2 separate regions of the Mus musculus genome follow, and region 1 is linked to region 2. The links are chromatin loops, found by intact Hi-C in ENCODE. Cell type or tissue: heart. All regions are shown on one strand. Each heading gives the region's core, and the rest is flanking DNA. Links, peaks and the distances in the headings are about the cores only.

Region 1 (4,387 bases), core at 178-4,177, 140 kb before region 2:
ATATATCTGTTCCTCTTCCAGCTTTCCACTCCTTTTTCTTTCCCTTTGCTTATCCCTCCCTCCCATCTGAGACCCAGATAAATCCCATGGGTGGCTCTGTTGGTGTTGCCAGATGCCGTCTGAGCTGTAAGAGCACCGTCTCTGTACTTCTCTGTTGAGGAAACAGGTTTTGCTCTATGACGTCATCTGGACTATGTCTTTCACAGTATTTGTGCTTGGGCTAACTGTTCCATAGGTACCTTAGCAAAGGCCTAGACTTTTTCACCATTGTAGGTGCTTCCTCAATTATGGTGGTGCTCTCAGCCACTGATCGATGGCAGCATCTGCGAAGTCTTTGTTCTGGACACTGCAGGATACTTCCCTGCTTTTCTCACTAGGTAGTTATCTGTGAAGAAGTGTCTCTCGTGCCTGCCTGGCACCCCCAAGAAAGCCAGGGTATATGCTTGTTTTTTTCCTCAGTTGGCCAACTCTCAGAATGAAGAAGCCAACCCTACTTGTCTTTCAGAAGTGCCAGTTTAAGATTCATATATCTGTAAGCACTTTGGACTGAAGGTCTGTCACCTGTTATAGCTTTCACTATACTTATGAACACCATGTTCCTTCCATCTTGAGCCATTTTTTGTGGTCTGCTCAGCTCTGGTATCTACTGTATCCTCATGTATATGTCCTTCAGCCCTGTTCAGGCTCCCTGTTGCTGTCTGCAGTCTGCAAAGTGGCCCAAGTATGTTTCTTGAGCCTTGACTCAGTATTTACTTCAGGGTACAAGTAATGCATATACTAGATGGACATCATCACTTAAACCCTCCCTGAAAATGGAAGCCTGGATCAGGAAAGTTTGGAAGGTATAGAGGGGGTGGGGGGTAAACTAGATACAGTTTTCCAAAACAAGTGAAGGTCACATGTCGAGGGGTTTAGATACCTAGCAGGCACTAAAACAGCAGCCTTCATGGTTTCAGCATGACTATATTTGTGTTTTTGCAAGAGCACTCTGATGACACAGGGAGGATTCTATCTCATAAGTATGGCTTATTGGAGCTATGATCACATCCCTTACATCTACTGTAGAGGCAGCCTCTCATTGTTCTCTGTGGAATGAGCTACCTAGGCAGAGAGATGGCAGATGGCAGTGAGCATAGGCAAGGTCCAGCCAGGCCCTAAGGCAAGAGTAAGCTGAGTAAGGGTGTAGTAAAGAAGGAACACAGAGAAGTGAACACAAGAAGGCCTGCATGGTCAGGAGTAGGGTGCAGGGCCAGAGGATGAGAGACAGCAGGTGGATTGTAGGTGTGTATCTCTGTAAGCAGAAGAGCTGGGTACTGGTACAGAGGTGGCTTGTTGGATTAGGCTTGTCTGGGGCATAAAACAGGGATGGCCCTGTCAATGCAGCTAGTATTTGACATCATCTGTCTGGCAGCTGGAAAATTCTTCTTCATGTTCACAGCAAGCTGTCTAGACAAGTCCCCTCTACTAGAGTTCTGTTAAATTTGAAATACTATGCCAATCTGTCCAGACATTCTTCAAGTATCGATAGCCTTTCCATTTTCAGCCAAGGGTGTCCTGGGCTATTGCCAGATTTCTAGAAAAGTGCTATATTCTGCTCTCTTGAACACACCTGAGCCATTATCACAAGTACGAAGGTGAATCACAGAGGTTGATGAGCCCAGGAAGTCTGGTTCTGCAGAGCTCACCTGGCCTGCATGGAGGGCCTCTGTGGAGGCAATGCCCAAGAAATTATTGCTCCTTCAGGACCTTGCAACCACTGTGTTGCAGTGCCTGTGCTCTCTAGTTTTCTGAAGACCTCAAAGAATTGTAGGCCTGGAACCTGCTGGCCCAGACCGAGGCAGCCCACGTGGAACCCACCAAAGCTGATTGAGAAGAACTGGCTATTTATCCACATGTTAGTATGTCCCATCCCTATATGTCTCATCCTACCCCCACACCATGATGTAACTGCATGCAGGCTAGGCTAGGCTAGGCTAGGCTAGGCTAGGCTAGCCCTTGTCTCCACTAGAGGGCACTCTTGACCACTTAGGGCCCCACAGTGATCCTGTTCACAGTACAAAGAACAGTTACTCTTTTGTGATTTTACTGTGTGGTTGGTTGACTCTCCTGAGTTGCTGTGGGGTTAATGAGAGAAGGCTGGAGGAAGCTCTGCATAGTAAGAGCATATCCAATACCAAGTGCAGAGCTGCCATTGGGGCTAGTGCCTAGCAGCCTACGCCCTTAGGTGTGTCTGTACACATGCACGTGGGACCCAGGAGCCATGCCCTAAGACCAGTTGTGCCTTGTCCCAGGAGTGGTGGGAGAATCTGAGTGCTCCTCTGTGCCAGCTTAGGGAGACACTAGCATTTTCATCTCTGACAGTCCAGTGGGCAAAAGAGAGTATTCTAATTGGATCACTTTTGACCCACCATCCTCATTACTGATCTTTGTTTTAATGGTTTCAGGTTGCCTTTGACCACTCCTACATCTCAAGAGCGTAAGGATAGCCATGGGGACATGTCCATTCTGTTTATGTCTGGTCCTCTTGGCTCTTTATAGGGAATGCCATGTAGGGGCTGTTTGTTTGCTTGTTTGTTTTGTTTTTTGTTTTTGGAAGGGATGTCTAGAGGAAGGGCTTTTAATTTATTACATCATTGACCCTATTTAGATAGCAATCCTGCTTAAAGATTATGGTCTGCTATTATCCCCTCTCACAGATTGCCGTGGGTTTGGGGGTCATGTCACTGCCAGAATTGTGGCTGGTGACTTTGCACCGGAGGGAAAGGGAGCCATAAGACCACCTAAAAGTGGTTGCAGAATTTTGTGTGTGTTGGATATGAGGTAGGTACACAGTGTTAAGCTATGATGAATTTGTGTGTGTCATCTTCAATGACCTGGTTTGCTGCATCCTTCCCTGTATATTTTGGCAAGACAATGATTGACAGCTCTACCCAGGGGAGAGAGAACATAGCTGGGTGTCATTTAGTCGTTGGAACAAATCACCTTGGAAACAGTTATGGTTTTGTTTTCTTAGTTTCTTCCTTTTTTTTCCCCTTTTGGTGCTGGGCGAGGGGTAGGGGGTGGGACCCACACCTTTGTGCATGTTAAGGAAGTACCCTGCTACTGAGCTGTATCCCCAGCCCAAGTACATCAGTTCTGAAGCCTTAAGCCAGGACTCTGGTGTGGTCCATGGACTTAGGCATGATGGAGTCCCTGACCTTCAGGGTCACAGTAGTGACACTTATTATGGGATAGGTGTGGAACAAAGGCTCTGCCATAGGCCTGTTTGCTGACTAAGAAGTAGGGCAGATGTGGAGCCAACCCATCTGTCGTGCATGGGAATCTGCAGTACAGGCTTCCTCTGGATGCCCTAGAGTCTACCTGAGAGGGGATTGATACCCCTGATATACCCAGACCTCCTACTACATGGACCTCCTACTTCACCAGCTGCTGTATTTGTAGAAGAGCAATCTTATAGCCTTCATGAAGGTAAGGGCCATCTTGTTCTTTCTGATGTGTCATTCTAAAATCAGTGCTTCATTCAGCCTCATTATTTGTAAGTTATTATGAGTTTAGATGTTTGTGATGAATTACTTAAAAAAAAAACAGACTTTTTGGTTCATGGGTGTTCATGATTTGCATGCTGAAGCATTCTGTGAGGTGGACTCTGGGCAGGGAATACCTGGCCTGCTGTGATGGAGGATGGTGATAGTCATTGTCTTTAGTTGTTTCTTTTTTTTTCCTTTTGTTTGTTGGCCTTTTGTTCTCCCACCCCAGTTGTGTATATTTTCTTCCTTGCCTTTTAGTACTATTTTTGAGTAGAGTAGACATCTCCTTGAGGTTGATTTGTAAACGCTTGAACCTATGCCATTGTCCCTCTGCTGTTTGGATCCTTCTTTAGGATTCAGATGTCAACAGCCTATAGACCAGGCAAGACAAGGAGGATAGTATTCCTGAGTAACCTTGGGAAGAGTCATAAAGACCTTCAGGAGCAGTGGGAACCTGTGGGCAGAGGGTACAGCAAATTCTGGGATTTGAAGAAGGGCTGTGTATGCTAGCACCTGTAGGTCATGGGAGGCCATAGAGACCCCAAGCCTGAGCAGTCAGAGCAAAAAAGGACTGCTCTGGTTTAAGTGTGCTCATGCTAGTATTATGCATAGGCAATATTCCTGTTTGTTCTTTCCTTTTTTACCCTTCTGCTTTTTGCTATGAATGCCATAGCATGGAGGCCTTCACCAGATGCCAGCTTCTTGGACTTAGGCATTGAGAACTGAATGAGCCTATTATAAATTTCCCACCTAGGTTTTATTATGCTTTATCAGCAGGAAATGGGTCAAGAGGGGTGTTGAAAACTTGGATCCAAGAGCGATTTGGGCAAGCTTGGCTTTGAGAAGGCTTTCTTTGGCCA
Region 2 (4,387 bases), core at 323-4,322:
TGAGCAGAGGGACTTAATGCCAGTTGAAGAGGTGACCAGGCTGCTCACTCAACTAAAGTGGCAGCAGGCTTTTATTGATTGTTTTTCCTGGGAAAGACTAAAGTTTGGTAATTTTTCGATGTCCATGGGCATGTTTTCCTTCTTGTGAAAAAGTATTCTGGCCTTCGAATTTACTTAGTTGATTTAATCTAGGAAATTTTAAGTTACGTTTAGAACTGGTATCAGTGTCTTGCTTAAACATCCTGGCCTTGTGATTTGGTCTGAGCCTTAAAAGGTCATAGAACCTCAGATAATTAAGTCACTATGCTTGGCAAGAGGAAGCACATACCTGCTCCAATGTCCAAGTTAGCCCTGTGGTCTTGGACATAACTGCTTTTCACCCTTTGGTTTGTAGACCAGGCTGGCCTCAATTTCCCAGTCCTGCTCCCATCTCAGCCTCCTAATGATCGGGATTATAGATATGTGCCACTGTACCCAGCAACAACACATTTCTCAGAGTTTCTGTGTGTCTCCATACAGAGTTGAGTAGCATCTTGTGGCAGTTGAGCCCATAGGCTCACATTGGATTAATTGATCCTCAGTGGTGTATTTGAGAAGGGTTAGGAGGTGTGGCCTTGTTGGAGGAGGTATGTCACTAGGGAAAGACTTTGAGGTTTCAAAAGACTGATCCCAATCCTAATATGTCTCTGTCTCCTGCTTGCCTCTCAGTGGTTGCTCCAGCCACCTGCTATCTCTGCTCCACCATCATGGACTCTAACCTTCTGAAACCATAAGTCTAAATTAAACTCTTCTGTAAGTTACCTTGGTCTTATCCCATCAATAGAAAAGCACTACAAATCCGAGTCAAGAGTGAAGGCAACAAAGGGGACAAATACAAGATGATGAACACAGAGATGCTAAGCCTTTCATCCATTTTCTGTTACCCATAACCTCTCTGCTGAGTGGAGTCAGTACTAGCAGCAGAGCTAGTTTTCAAGTTTCTGCAAAGTAACCTAGGTGAATTTTATCATAGTCCACCTATACCAGAGTTTCTATCTGCTGCAAATCTAGTAGAAACAAGTAAGATTATGTCCAGCCACGTGATCCCCACCATGAGAGAGCTTTAAGTCAAGGAAGAACAAATGCTGTGGTTCTGCTCTGACAGACTGTGCCAGGGCTTGAACTGATTTCAGGAACGTACTGAAGCATTTTATGAGATAAAGTTTTTTCTTGGGAACAATTCCCCCTTGGTGTTGTTGGTGGTGGTGTGTGTCTTTTTTAAACTGCTTAGTACTGAAGGATTTGGGATTCATCAGAGGCCATATGTGTGGTCTTAGTCACAAGGGGATCCTATTGTGCTATCCAGATATAATTTTATACAACAGGTTGTCTGCTGCATGTTTAGACACAAGTCACAGGTTTTGTCTATAACCAAGAAGAAAGGATTGAGCAGGGATGTGGACACCAGGAGAGATCAGGGGTCTCTTTAAAACTCTGTCTGCCACAATGGATAGTCTTTTGTGTCTTAGCTTTATCAGCATAGAGATGACAGTTTGGGCAACAGGAGCTAGAGACCGGTGAGAACTGGATATAGATCAGTGTCCAGGAACAGAGCCCAGATGCAGTCCCATGTTATGCCAAGGTAGAGACTGTCACTAGAGTTGGAAGATGTAATCTTAAAGATGAAAGGAACACAAGAGAACATGGTGTGAGTGAGGAAATGTTCTTGGTACTCCTAGACAGTACCAAGTCTATTGCCGCACAAGTAAAAGGGGACCTACAGACTGGTGACCACCATAGGGTAAACTCCTTATAGGAACTACCCTGGTTCTATCTGGCCAAGTATTCTTCTGAAGAGAGTGCTCTGAAAAGGCAAGAGTGGGTGGCCCGGGTTTCCTAGGGACAGATCTTCATCTCTCCATTCATTTAGCAAATCCAAGGCTGGTGGAAGTTTTCCGTCCCACTCTTGTCTCTCCTTCAGCTTGGTTTCTTCTTTTAAAATTTAAATATAAATGTTCTCCCTCCCACAGAATTTTGAGGTAATTCAAGAGCTTGAGGGTAGCTGGTTCTACTGCCATCTGTTTTTTTTTTCGCTCAGGCAGCCAAACCTCAGTTTTCTCCAAGCGGATCACGCACCTGCAAGCGGTGGTATCACAGCTATCTCCAGTTAGGTGACTAGACGCTGTGGCAACTCGACCGAATTGAGATGTGCGTCCCTGTTCTAGGTGTATGCGACTGGGTGAGCAGGCTTCTGCCCGCAGGAGAGTGTTCAGGTTTAGGCATGCGCAAACAGTCTGACAGCCATTTTAACGGGCTGCTGAGCGCCCGAAGGGAGCCACTGCGCAGGCGTGTACGGGAGACCCATTTCCCCCTGAGGTCGGAACACGCGTGCGCGGATTAGCCGGAAGGGGCGGGGCCAGCTATTGCCAAGCTCTGTGCTTTGGGAACGCCGGGGTGGGGCGGGGCGGGGCGACTGTCAGCTGACTGAAGAGCCGATTGCCTCGCGGGACAACGGTCGGCGACGCAGCTTGTGGTGGGAGCGGAAGAGCTCTCCCGGCGGGTCTCTGTGCAGTTGGCGAGGCAGAGGGCCGCCGCAGCACCATGGCGACCACCGTCAGCACGCAGCGCGGGCCGGTGAGTGCTCTGGGCCAGAGCCTGGCTGGGGCAGTGGAGCCTGGGGTCGGACTCCTCAGTCTTTTACGGGGCCCCTCGCGGGTTGCTCTTCCGTCCCGGGGCTTCGCGGGTCCTACCTTCGGGTACCCACCCGGAGCAGCGACTCTCGTCTATCGGACATCTGGGGTGGAGGAAGGCAGAATTTGATGGTTCCCCAGATGCCCACGGGCCCTGAAGCTCCTGGCCTCCTTCATGGAGAGGGATCCTGACTCCCGTGGTCCTCCTGGGTGGAGGCCCTGAATAGGGTTCCTCTACACAGAAGAAACCTTACCCCATTGGTCCCCAGATGGAGTGGGACCCCGACTTCCCTTAGTTCCTCAGATAGAAAGGGCCCTGAACCCCTTACGTTCTCAGATCTATCACCTGCTTGGTCTCCCAGATGGACACAAGCCCTGACTCTTGGTCTCCCAGATTGAGAGTGGTACTGACTACATTAATTTCCCAAACTGAGAGGTGCCTTGGTTCCCCGTCTCTCAGAGGAGTGGAGTCGGACACCTTTGGTCCCCCAAAGGAGAGAGATAACCTGGTCTCCTTGGTTTCAGAAATGGTGAAAGATCCCACTTTGTAGTCTGTCCTTACTTGTGACAGTTTCCTCTTCTCCCTAACATCTATAGAAAATAGGGTACTACCTCTTGAGCTTAGTTAGTGGCTACCTTTTCAAGCCTCAATTTCTTCATTTATAAACGAGGAGAGGGGAGCAGAGAACTTGGAAGACCCAACAGGGTTGTCTCTTCAGGATTGTCTTGGGTTCTATTATACTACCTGTCTCACCTCCCCTAGTGTGTATGGCCTCCCAGTAGCTCCCTGAGACTGGTGTGGGTGGGATGTTGTTAGCCAACTGTGGCTGTGTGGAGTAGAACATTGTTCTGATCAGCACCTCAGTGCCTTTTCCCCTGAAGTTAATATTGAGTGTGCCTGCAAAGCCTGTGGTTTCCCAGAGTTTTTTCACCCTGACAGCTTGGTGTTGATTGTGTGTGTGTGTGTGCGTGTGTGTGTGTGTGTGTGTGTGTGTGTGTGTGTGTGTAACAGGTAACTCCTTGGGATAGATTACTGATTTCCTGACTTTGAAGAAAGCCTCAGGCTTGTTAGATGCTTTTTAGGAGGGCTTTGAAGCCAGATCTCCTGAGCCACTGTCAAACTTGGATGGAGATTTCCAATGTTGGAGTTACTTTCATGTTCATCAACCCTTCTTCATCCTCACGGTGTCTCAGCAAACTATAGAAGATTGATGGTGGCTGCCAGAGGAGAAAGGGAGACAGAGCTTTGCCCTTTTCATATCCCCTGCCAAGTGGACACATGGCCAAGGAGAGTGGACCCTTTCTTACCGTGTGGTCTGAGAGTGTCCTTATCTCTTGTGGTTCAGGCTGAGTTTGAATTCATCTGATGGTGAACTCCATGTCTGTCATGAGTAAGAAGCTATCTTTCCCTGTTGCTTAGAGAAACTCTGGTGTTGTACAGAGCTGCAATAACCTACACAGTGATGAGTAATTGGGAGTGTCAGATGATGTTGATACTAGCAGAATCTGTGGAGTCAAATCCTGACGTTTGATCTTTCTACTTGCCCAGAGTTCCTGGGAGAATGTAGTCATAGAAATACAACATAGACAGCTGAGTGGTTTTAGGTTTTCATGACTTGTAACTTTGGGCTGTAAGAACTTGTCATAAGTGACGGGTATCTCAAGGTTTATTTGGGATATGCATATCTTCATCATAGTATTAGTGGTCACAATATTTA

What was found. Hi-C counts contacts between places; a loop is a spot of excess contacts. Peaks named below come from ENCODE experiments on the same cell type or tissue, not always from the same donor. Only the 100,000 strongest peaks of a DNase experiment are listed, where the experiment ranks them.
Region 1: a loop joins it to region 2, with 2.1 times the contacts of the local background. A loop is called at or near these places in 1 of 42 quality-filtered maps.

What each region holds. Positions count from the first base shown.
Region 1 is chr7:142,035,589-142,039,975 of GRCm38, reverse strand. All of the region lies in intron 1 of Mob2 (MOB kinase activator 2), which reads left to right. Among named protein-coding and RNA genes, the nearest start is that of Mob2, 23 kb to the left of the region's middle. In heart, for the core only: a CTCF peak has its summit at 1,991 (motif pointing right); no DNase peak of the experiment used is centred there.
Region 2 is chr7:141,900,502-141,904,888 of GRCm38, reverse strand. It overlaps Tollip (toll interacting protein), which reads left to right and starts at 2,428. Exons shown (of 6, transcript NM_023764.4): 1 at 2,428-2,613. The coding sequence starts at 2,581. In heart, for the core only: no CTCF peak of the experiment used is centred there; a DNase peak (open chromatin) is centred at 2,378; H3K4me3 peaks cover 1,979 bases; H3K27ac peaks cover 1,790 bases; H3K27me3 peaks cover 1,227 bases.